2 separate regions of the Mus musculus genome follow, and region 2 is linked to region 1. The links are chromatin contacts, found by Hi-C or POLR2A ChIA-PET in ENCODE. All regions are on one chromosome and are shown on one strand. The core of a region is the stretch at or near the end of the contact, and the rest is flanking DNA. Distances in the headings are between cores, read along the strand shown. Region 1 holds the start of Ndrg3 (N-myc downstream regulated gene 3). Region 2 holds the start of Soga1 (suppressor of glucose, autophagy associated 1).

What was found. Hi-C counts contacts between places; a loop is a spot of excess contacts on that map. ChIA-PET counts read pairs that join two places held with the same protein, here RNA polymerase II (POLR2A).
Region 2: a loop to region 1 is called in a map of left cerebral cortex, with 9 times the contacts of the local background. The contact joins the promoter of Soga1 here to the promoter of Ndrg3 in region 1. A Hi-C loop is called at or near these places in 1 of 37 maps with a recorded cell type or tissue (left cerebral cortex). POLR2A ChIA-PET finds 5 or more read pairs at or near these places in 1 of 5 experiments (Patski).

Annotation. Positions count from the first base shown.
Region 1 is chr2:156,990,143-156,995,291 of GRCm38, reverse strand. Ndrg3 (N-myc downstream regulated gene 3) reads left to right here and starts at 3,181. Exons shown (of 16, transcript NM_013865.2): 1 at 3,181-3,293. Dsn1 (DSN1 homolog, MIS12 kinetochore complex component) reads left to right here. Exons shown (of 11, transcript NM_025853.3): 11 at 1-230. It also overlaps the pseudogene Gm14276.
Region 2 is chr2:157,077,062-157,082,326 of GRCm38, reverse strand. Soga1 (suppressor of glucose, autophagy associated 1) reads left to right here and starts at 3,062. Exons shown (of 15, transcript NM_001164663.1): 1 at 3,062-4,098. The coding sequence starts at 3,418. It also overlaps a transcript of Tldc2 not described here.

The DNA.
Region 1 (5,149 bases), core at 1,932-4,431:
TACAAGTTTTGCCTAGTTGTTGAAGTGTACACTATGTGACAGTGTGTCTCTGCCCTTCCTTGCCTTCCTAAAAAGCACCTTGTGACTGGTTAAGATAAAAAGCCTGTAGCCTGTAGCAGAAGGCTGGATACTAACGTAGTACATCCAGAAAGAGGAACTCTGGGAAGGAGTCAGGTACAGGAGAGTTGCCACCCAAAGTGTCAACCTCACCCAAACTGAGGAGAGGTGACCAGCCATCTGGCAGACGTAGAATAGTATAAATGGGCTAATATAAGTTAAGAGCTAGCTGGGGAACTAGCCTAAGCTGAGGCCAAAAGCATCACTATAGCTGCTTCTTGGGGAAAACCCAGGGGCTCAGGATTAGAGGCTGCAGTGGCTTCTGTGAGACCTTGAGGATCATGGAGGTAAAGTTGAAGACAAGGAACGGATCCCCATCACCAAGCAGGGCCGCCTGGTTAAGAACTTGAAGATCAAGTCCTTGGAGATCTGCCTGTTCTCCCTGCCCATTAAGGAATCCAAGATTATTGACTCTTTCCTGGGCGCATCCCTAAAGGATGAAGTTCTGAAGATCCTGCCAGTGCAGACGCAGACTCTGCTGGCCAACGGACCAGACTCAAGGTTTTTGTCACTATTGGAGACTACAGTGGTCACGTGACATTGGTGTTGGCTTTAGGTGATCCAAGGAGGTAGCCACTGCCATCTGAGGGACCATCGTTTTGGCCAAGCTCTCCATCACCCCTGTGCAGAGAGGCTATTGGGGCAACAGTGTTTGCAAGCTGTATACTGTTCCATGCTAGGTGACAGGCTGCTGTGGCTCTGTGCTGGTGCGTCTCATCCCTGCCCTCAGAGGCAATAGCAGTGTCTCTGCACTGTGCTGAAGAAGCCCCTGATGGTGGCCAATATAGATGACTGCTGCACTTCAGCCAGGGGCTGCGCTGCCAGCTTGGGCAACTCTGTCAAGGCCATCTTTGATGCCCCCTCCATGACCTACAGCTACTTGACCCCTGACCTCTGGAAAGAAACTGTTCAACAAGTCTCCTTATCAGGAATTCACTGATCACCTTGTGAAAACCCACACCAGATCTGTTCAGAGGACCCAGGCTCCAGCTGTGGCTACACATAAGTCTTTCTATACAAAAAGATAAAGTGGATTAAGTTGGTTAAATAAATAATTATGCCTCCATGTCATTATTTGGAAATTGGGGTGGTCATAGAAAAGCCCAGACAGTTAACACCTAGTTATCAAAGATAGAATGATACTGTCCAGAGTAGAACGAAGAAGGAAACCAGACAGCTTCCAAGAAAGCCTGTATTTGAGAATCAAAGATGTTATTACTGACTGTTGTTTCAAGAGCAGATAGACTTTGGAACATGTCTTCATCTCACTTTGCTCAGTCATCCTCAAAGGTGACTGTGCCTTCCTCCATTTTCTTACATCCGATCACATTTGTTTATAAGTGTTCAAACTTGAAGATGGAAAATGTGTTTGATGTCTTCAACTTAAAAATGACTAGAACGTTTAAAAAACAAAGCATGAAAACTTGGACCTCAGCACTAAAGAAGTAGAAGCTAGAGTCAGGAGTTGCAGGCTCTGGGCTACACAGCAGCTGCTAGGCCAGTGGTTTGTGTTGGCCTGTCTCAGTGGTACTGAGCTCCAAGCATGGTTTATGCTTATTCACAGCTTTATGAGAGAGGCTTTGTTTTTTGTGTCATTTATAGAACATTGGCAATGTTTCCTAATTTAGCCAGTAATATGTACTGAGGGTAAACTTGCAGTTCAGTGCTTTGTTAACAGTTAAATATAAATCATGTGGGGGCTGGTGAGATGGCTCAGTGGGTAAGAGCACCCGACTGCTCTTCCGAAGGTCCAGAGTTCAAATCCCAGCAACCACATGGTGGCTCACAACCATCTGTAACGAGATCTGACGCCCTCTTCTGGTGTGTCTGAAGACAGCTACAGTGTACTTACATGTAATAAATAAATCTTAAAAAAAAAAAAATATAAATCATGTAATAAAATGCCTTCAATACTAGTTTTGCCTTCATTCAGATTGGCTTGGGCCTGGCCTGGGTTTGTTTAATTTTACCCTTCTAGGTAGACAGTTCACTGAAGGAAGATGGCAGAAACTGATAATAGGCCAACCTACCTAATGCTACAACCCTTTAATAACATAAGTTGCTCATGTTGAGGTGAGCCCCAGACACACAATTATCTGTTGTTCCTTTATAACTAATTTGCTAGTGTTATGAATCAAATATAAATATCTGATATGTAAGCCCTGTGAAAGAGTCAGCTCCCAAAGGTATGGTGACCCTTGTGCCATAGAGGAGTGCTGTTTCCCAGCTTCTCTCATGGCTTGTTCAGCTTGCTTTGTTATCCCCTCCAGGGCCACCTACCCATAGTAGGCTGGGTGCTCCCATTATCAGTCATTACTAAGAAAATACACTACACAGTCCAATTTACTAGGGGCCTTTTCTCAACTGAGATTCTCTTCCCAAATTACTTTATTTCAAATTGACATAAAAGTTGCCAGCACATGCAGGCAACGTTTTGATTCTAGTCTGGAGAGATGACTTAGTGTTTAGATGTGCACTGTTCGTAGAGAGGACTGGAATTCATGTCTGTAATCTCCCATTTCAACATTCTGCAGCTGTCTTTAGTAGGAATCTGCTACATTTATATGAACATCACTGCCCTGCACAGATGCTCGTATATGCACAATTAACAATGAAAATCTTTAATTGTTGAGTCAATAATATGTTCAGTCGTTTTTTGTTTGTTTTGTGTGAAGTAACCAACTCTCTTGTTCTACTCAAGAAGGAAATAATATGGCTGCCATTTGTAAAAGATGGAAGAGGACTAGGAATTTGATTCCTGGAAATCGAATCCCTGAGGCTCAGGAGTGCCAGATGATCTTGAGTGTAGCTTTAAACCTTGTTAAAACAAGTATGTCATGGCCCATAAGAGCTTACTAATAATTCAACCATGAGGGAGAGGTAGGTGTGCAGAGAAAACATTTCACATCCCCTCCTGGCAGTTCTGAGCAACAGCCTCCGGGACACCGCAAGAAGAAAAACTACAGCCAAGATGGCGCTGCTAGAGACTCTGTAGGCCTGACCACCATTTTGTCTGTAGTTCCTAGCGTAAGCAGGCGCGTTGCGCATGCGTAAACCCCCGGCATCCTCAGCGCGCCTGCGCTGCGCAGCGCCCCCCCTCCTTGCTGCTGCTGCTGCTGCTGCTGCTGCTGCTGCCGCTGCTGCTGTAGATTGACGGCCCCGCGCTAGCGCTTCAGGTGAGTGAGCGCCTCTACCACAGCGGGCGGAGGGCGCGCCGCGCGGTACGCCCGCCCGGGTGTCGCTCCTCTGTGCGCTGCGGACCGATGGCCACGCGACCAGCCCCGGGTCCTCGCGGTCGGCCTTCTCTGAGCCCCCCGAGCCTATCGCGTTCAGCCCGGCCTCCCGCGCCCCTGCCGGTACCTAGTCGGCGGAGGGCAGCGTGTGACCTGTTGGGGTCCGGCGTCGCTACAGAGGTCTGCACCCTCCGTCGCTGGAACCCCCTGAGGCTGTCACCCGTTCTCCGCCTCTCACGGCGGAGCACGGAGCTCCTAGAGCTGAGCATCCACCTACCCCGTTGCCCCTCACAGCCCAGAGAGTTTTGACAGGGGCCTGGACTCGCCTTCTGTGGGTTTCTTCCCAAAGCCACAGAGGCACTCTTCTCTCCTGGGACCACAGGACCACGGTTTGTCTAAAGCCCACTTTGTAGCCAAAGAAACTGAGGCACGGAGAGGTGAAATGTCGCGTCCAAGGTCATGCAACTGACAAGTGACACGGCCAGCTCTCTTAACTCAGAGGCGGTGGGGCTTTCACAGCCAGAGCTGGTGGGGTTTGACCTTGTATCTTTAAATTTGGGGCGGTGGGGAATACACTTGTCATTTATCTAGAGTTGCTTTTAAAGGTCGTAAAAGTGGGCTACGAATAGAATTATCTTCTGGTCAGTACGGTGGAAATGCTGTTGTGATAACAATCGCGATGTTAACGTGAACTGGCTCCCTCCCAAATACTCGCTTTGTGCCAGGGATCTTGCTAAAGGTTTTATTAAGATCGGTTCACCTTTGTACCTCGCTGCTTCCCTATCCAGTGCTTTCTCCCTTCTTTTTCTCGAAGCCGTTTTTTCCCCCTGCAGAGCTCTCCTGCATGTCACAGGTAGACTTGGAGCCTCATGGCTTAAGCTGAGAGGCTCTCCCCTGTGGCTCCCTGGTAGAACACAGTAAGCCTCTCCTGCGTCAACCCCACTCCCCTCCCCCAGGGTGTCCCCCCCCCAGCCCCCCAAGGTATAATTAGCATTTCTTTTCTAGCTGTCAGGACTAGGCTGGCTGGGCTGGCTGGACTTGTGGAGGTGACAGAGCAGATTTAGCCAGTATCACCTCTTTTTGGGACTTTCTGGCTCTGCTCCAAAGCTGGTCTTGAGCATTTTCAGGCTTTAAGATAAAACGAGAAAGCGTTGACACGGTGGTGAAGAATCTAAGACACCTCCTTTGATTTGAGTTCCAAATGAACAGCTATAAAAATGTGTTGATTTTTTTTTTTTTTTTGCCCCCAAAATAACTAGCACAAACTGCCTTTTCCTCCCTTAGCAAATCCTCCTCCACACTTCAAAGGCTCCACAAAATTTTCATCTTCCCTGCTTAATTTTCCTAACTAGAATTAAATAATACATAGCAGGCTGCAGGCCCGGGTCTTATCCTCAGTAAGATCCCCCCCAACCCCACCCCCATCCCCGGCCAGGTCAGGCGCAGTCTTTGCACCCCCAAATGCCTGGGTCCTGGTTGGCCAAAAAAAAAAAAAAAAAAAAAAAAACTGAGTTCCAGCTGTTCCTTGCCGTTACTCAAAGGGTAATTAATGTTCTATTGCTATTCTGTTGGTCCTCTTGCCCTCCAGTTTCTCTTTGCTGTCCCTCCCTTTATATTTCTCTTCAGATTATCCTGTATCAGCCTTAGTCCACCCTTTTGTTTTTGAAAGTTTGCAGATGATGGTCTTGCATCTAGAAGTCTCCCCGATAGTGGAGCAGGTATATGCTTCTTTAGCCTACATGGGAGTTTTTATTTTTATGTGGCAGTAGGAGTGCCTGAGGCTTATGACATTTTAGTCT
Region 2 (5,265 bases), core at 1,813-4,312, 87 kb before region 1:
CCCCACAGTCATGTTCCTCAACCCCTAAGCTGTTCTTGTCAGCCGAGAGAGATCTACTTCCGGATGTAAATTAGATGCTGTGACTCCCTGCTTAGAGGTTCCAGTGTTTGTCACTGCACTGGGAACAATCCAATCCGTGCTTTCCGTTCCTTTATCTCCCAGGGGTTTCCAGCCACACTAATCACCCCTCCCTGAACATCTGTCACACTCTCTCCTCCTCCAGGGACATTGCCCTTGCTCTTCAGTCTGCCCCAGATTCTCTTCCCAGGCCCTTTGGCTAACTCAGCATACAGGTCACTTCCTCGAGAGGGTTCCCCAATAACCCCGTTCACATGGGTTCCATTTACCAGCCAGTGGCTTATTTCTTTCATGATTTGTATGATGAAAACAATCTTCACTTTAGTGAGTTAGTTTCTACTTGGTTTCCATCCTGTTGGTCAGTTTGGTAGCTTGATGGGAAAGCAGAAGCTGGTCTTCCATTTGGGTCACCATCCCCGCCACTAAAGCCACCATCGAAGGCTTCCTCCTTGACCGGATGTCTGACTTTGGCTGTGCATTCCAGTAACCCACTACTGTGTGAAAAAAAAAAAAATTGGGGCAGGCAAACCCTGGTGCCTTCAGAGAGTTGTTCTACAGTTTAGGTGGCAGGGCTGGTGAGAGAATTCACTTCTCTACTCCTCACTGGTGGTGGCTCCAGGCTGTCAGGGAAGCTTCTGTAAGGTCCGGTAGCCAGTGGGGACTAGAGCTAGAGTTGGCTGGACGGACTTTACGGGACCACCCCATGAGACCTAACCGTACTTTTCATGTGGTGACCGGATTCCACGGATGGAGAGAGGGAGCAACAGAGAAAGCTTGTGAGTGAGGGCTTGCCAGATGCCATGCCATGCCATGCCACAGAGGTCTTCTGCCCAGGCTGGAGGGCAGGAAGCAGACCCTGAGGCTGTTGGCAGTGCCAGGATGGCTATGAGAAGAGCTAGCGATCCGATGGGTGACAGCAACTCCTAAAAGTTGTCCTCTGACCTTTTATGTGCACTGTGGCATGTGTGCACTTGTGTGTGTGTGTATGCATGTGTGACATGCACACATTACTACTACTACTACTACTACTACTACTACTACTACTACTACTACTACTACAACAACAATTGGAATATATATCATGTGCTTCTTTTTGGAGAATGCAACCAGACATAAATTCCTTAATCCTGCTGGGCGGTGGTGGCGCAAGCCTTTAATCCCAGCACTCGGGAGGCAGAGGCAGGTGGATTTCTGAGTTCGAGGCCAGTCTGGACTACAGAGTGAGTTTCAGGACAGCCAGGGCTACACAGAGAAACCCTGTCTCGAAAAGCCAAAAAAAAGTTCCTTAATCCTTCTGAGACAAGAGTTGACAGACTTTTGTACTCCCAGCTGTTTGGAAAGCTTAAGCCCATGAATTCAAGGCCAGCCTGGCAATAAAATGAGACACCATCTTGAGAGAGAGGTGTGGGGGGAGAATTCTAAGATTCTTTGTTGAAATATGGAGCATGGTCTGCATTAGTGCCTACCCAGCTGAGGATGGTCTCATGCATATGCCCTCACACTGCAAAAACCCATGTTCTATAGGAAGCAACAAGTTTCAAGAACTGCACATTCTCTCTGTATCACTTCAATGAGCCCCTTAAGAGCAGGGACAATCACGATAATGAACTTGTAATGGACCCATTAGAGCAGGCTAGGACTGGACTCCGCGGCTTGGGTGTAGGAGGACTCCCCAGGGTCCTCAGGGTTCCCAGGTGCTAGGCAGACCTGCTTGTACTTCGAGGTGGATGGTGGGTCAATAAAAGAAAAAGGAGTAGACCTTGAACTAGTTGGCCATGATGTAGGTCAGGTTAGGAGAAAGGGGAGGAGCCAAAGTAAAGATGAGGGAAGAAGAGGAGGACGAGGAACCCATGGAAAAGAAGGGGGAAAAGAGAAGGGGAGAGAAAGACCGAGAAGGGTCTAAAGGAAGAAAAAGAGGCTGCATAGTGTGTGTGTGTGTGTGTGTGTGTGTGTGTGTGTGTACGAGCTACCTTCTGGGTGGCAAGAGACTGGGCAGCTACCATGCTGATGAGTGCCTTCCCAGGGCCAAAGAACTTACTATGGTTTAGGCACAGTGTGGAGAGGGCAGAGGTGAGGAAGGTGTAAGGGATTCTGAGAAATTAACTCTGATAGCCTGAATAGCTCAAGAGGAAAGAAACCATGCCCACCAATACTGGGGCCTTGGAGTCTGTGGTGGAGTCAATCTGACCCTGTTGGTATTCAGGGTCACAGTCCCATGCCAGCCCCTAACCGGCCTAGAACCTGCCCCCTAAGCACCTAACGGTCTGGCATCCTCAAGGCACAGCCTGAAGTTAATCGCAAAGACCATGAAATTGGGGTCGGGGAGACAAGACTATGCCCGGGTTCATAGGCAACTAGGGTGTGCAAGATCCAAGATGCACGCGGAACGCCACGGTTCCAATGGCAGCGGACAGATAGACGAGGCAAAAGGAGTCCAGCATACTCTGTAGGATCCATCCTGCTTCCTTCTCAGACCAAGAACCGACCGCGTGCCAGGTCGTGTTCAGTTTAAGGTTCTATAGGATGGGGTCGTTTGTCATGCCCAGTTAAAGGGGGCGGAGTTCGCGCAGGCTCAGCACCCACAAGGGGCGCGCGGCGCGGTGCTGGGTGTGCATGGATGCTGGCTCCGGCCCTTTGAGGTCCGCGGGGCCTCTGCCAGGGAATAGTCTCTCCTGTCGTCCACGAGGCCCCTACGGCGACGCCGGGCTTCCAGGCTCCTCGGCCGGGTGTGATCCCCCAGCCCGCAGAGGAGCGGCCGGCGGCCCGGAGCGGCGGGAGCGAGCCGAGGCCGCGGCTGCCCGGGCCCGCCTGACCCTCGAGGGGGTCGCTGTTGCCTCGCGGATCCCTCCCTCGCTCCCCGCTCGCGTCCCTCCCCGCTGCTCCCGCCGCGTCCGCCTTTTGTTCGCCGAGCCGCGCGCCCCCGAGCCGAGGCGGCGGGGCGGGGAGCTGGCGGGGCTGCGTGGGGGGCGGGCCGCGCCGGGCGGAGCCGGGGCCCTGGCCTCAGCCGGACTGGGAGTCCGAGGCGGCGATCGCCGAGCAGGCTGCAGTCGGGGTCCGGGCGCACTCCGGGGGCGCGGCGAGGCGGAGGGGGCGGGCACCGGGCGGAGCCGGAGTCGGAGTCGCGGCGCCTGGAGGAGATCGGGCCGCGCGCTGAGAGCACCGAGTGGCGGAGAGGCCGCGCGGCGCGGGGCAGGGCCCGAGCGCAGCCCCCGGACGCAGGAGACCGGAGCGCAGTCGCGGCCTGAGCGGCGGGAGCGCATCCGAGACCCGCCGCAGGGACACCCAAGCCGGCCACTCCCGGGCCATGCGCGCCGCTCGCTGAGACCCGGGGAGGCCGCGATGGAGACGCCAGCGGGAGAGTCATCGGCGCGGGGCTACGGCCCCCCGCCTGCGCCCGCGCCCGCCGCGGAGAGGAAGAAAAGCCACCGCGCGCCATCACCAGCCCGGCCCAAGGACGTGGCCGGCTGGTCTCTGGCCAAAGGCCGCCGCGGCACAGGCCCGGGCTCCGCTACAGCCTGTGGCACCGCGTCCTCGGCGAGGCCCGACAAGAAGGGGCGCGCGGTGGCTCCTGGTACCCGAGGCACGGGGCCTCGGGTGGCCGGGGTGCGCACGGGGGTCCGCGCCAAGGGTCGCCCTCGTCCCGGTACCGGGCCCCGCCCGCCGCCGCCGCCGCCCAGCCTCACGGACAGTAGCTCCGAGGTGTCGGACTGCGCGTCGGAGGAGGCGCGCCAGTTGGGCCTGGAGCTGGCGCTGAGCAGCGACGCCGAGTCTGCGGCGGGCGGCCCGGCGGGGACCCGCACCGGGCAGCCGCCCCAGCCAGCGCAGTCGGGGCAGCAGCCTCCGCGGCCTCCCGCCTCCCCGGATGAGCCGTCGGTGGCCGCATCGTCGGTGGGCAGCAGCCGCTTGCCACTCAGCGCCTCGCTAGCCTTCTCCGACCTCACCGAGGAGATGCTGGACTGTGGGCCCGGAGGCTTGGTGCGGGAGCTGGAAGAGCTGCGTTCCGAGAACGACTATCTCAAGGTGGGGACCTGGGGGGGATGGGGGAGGCGCAGGGGCGGGAGAGGACTGGTCATCCGGGCTCAAGAGTCCAGGGCGCTGACCAAGCAGGGAGAGTGCCCCACCTTCTCTTCCCACTTTTCCGGTGAGGAGGATTATGGATAAGACACCGAGTAAAGGACCCCAATGTGCACTTTCCCACCCGCGGTAAAACTGTTTTAGAGGACACGTTCTGATGGGTGAGTGGGGATAGTCAGCCAAGGCTGACCTTCCCCCCCTCTAACCTGCCCAGGACCCCGGTCCCAGATCAGCAGGCTTTCTCGGCTCTCTGTTCTGGAACCAATGTCCGTGTGTTAGGCTGCCAGGGAAACCGTGCTATCCCCTGGCAAGGAGAGGCAGAACACCATCCTAAGTCCTTACCCAGGGCTTCCCCGGCAGGCCTGTCCTCGCCTGCCTTTTGGGGCGGATCCAGTTTGAAAGCGTGACATCTGGGAACATCCCCTTGGCTCGAGTCCACTTCCGCCCAGTCTAACGGTCCCACAGCCTGGGAGGATGATGTCGTGGGAGAACTGGTTCAGAGGCCACTTCCTCAATCCCAGGATATTGTCTTCTGTCCCCTCTGAGAGAGGTTTGGGCAGACTTGGCCCGTGCTCCCTGTGGGAAGAGGGAAACTGTCCTGCTGGTTAGGGGTATTCCCTCTGTGTGTGGGCCTGGAGAGCTGTCTGGGAGAAGCAATCGTCGGTGACTGGGCACCTAGGTGCAGCCCATGCTCTGGCTGCCTCTTCTTTGACATGGTGGCAGCTATGGGGACAGTCCTGCCCTGGCTTCTTGACCTTGGTGTGGGAAGCTGGGATCTTCACGGGCTGCACTGCCGCTGCTGGAAGAGGCTACAGTATTGTCTGCACTTGACAGTTGATGGCCTGGCACAACACCCAGAGTGCCCTGGCCAGGAGCCATTGAGTTGACAGCACTCTAATGACATGTCTGCCCTGTGGCACTTAACTGCCTCTTGCTTCTACTGTCGGGGGAGTCTTCCTTAGGATGTTGGGGTGTCCCTCTTGCTTTCCTTTGGGTCCTCTATCCAGCATGTTCTCAGGAAACTCCTGTACACTAGAGGACACAGGTCTATCTGACAAAGGATTATTTACCACCTGTTTGTAGCCTGGGCCTTCCCCAAACCAGGCCTCCATT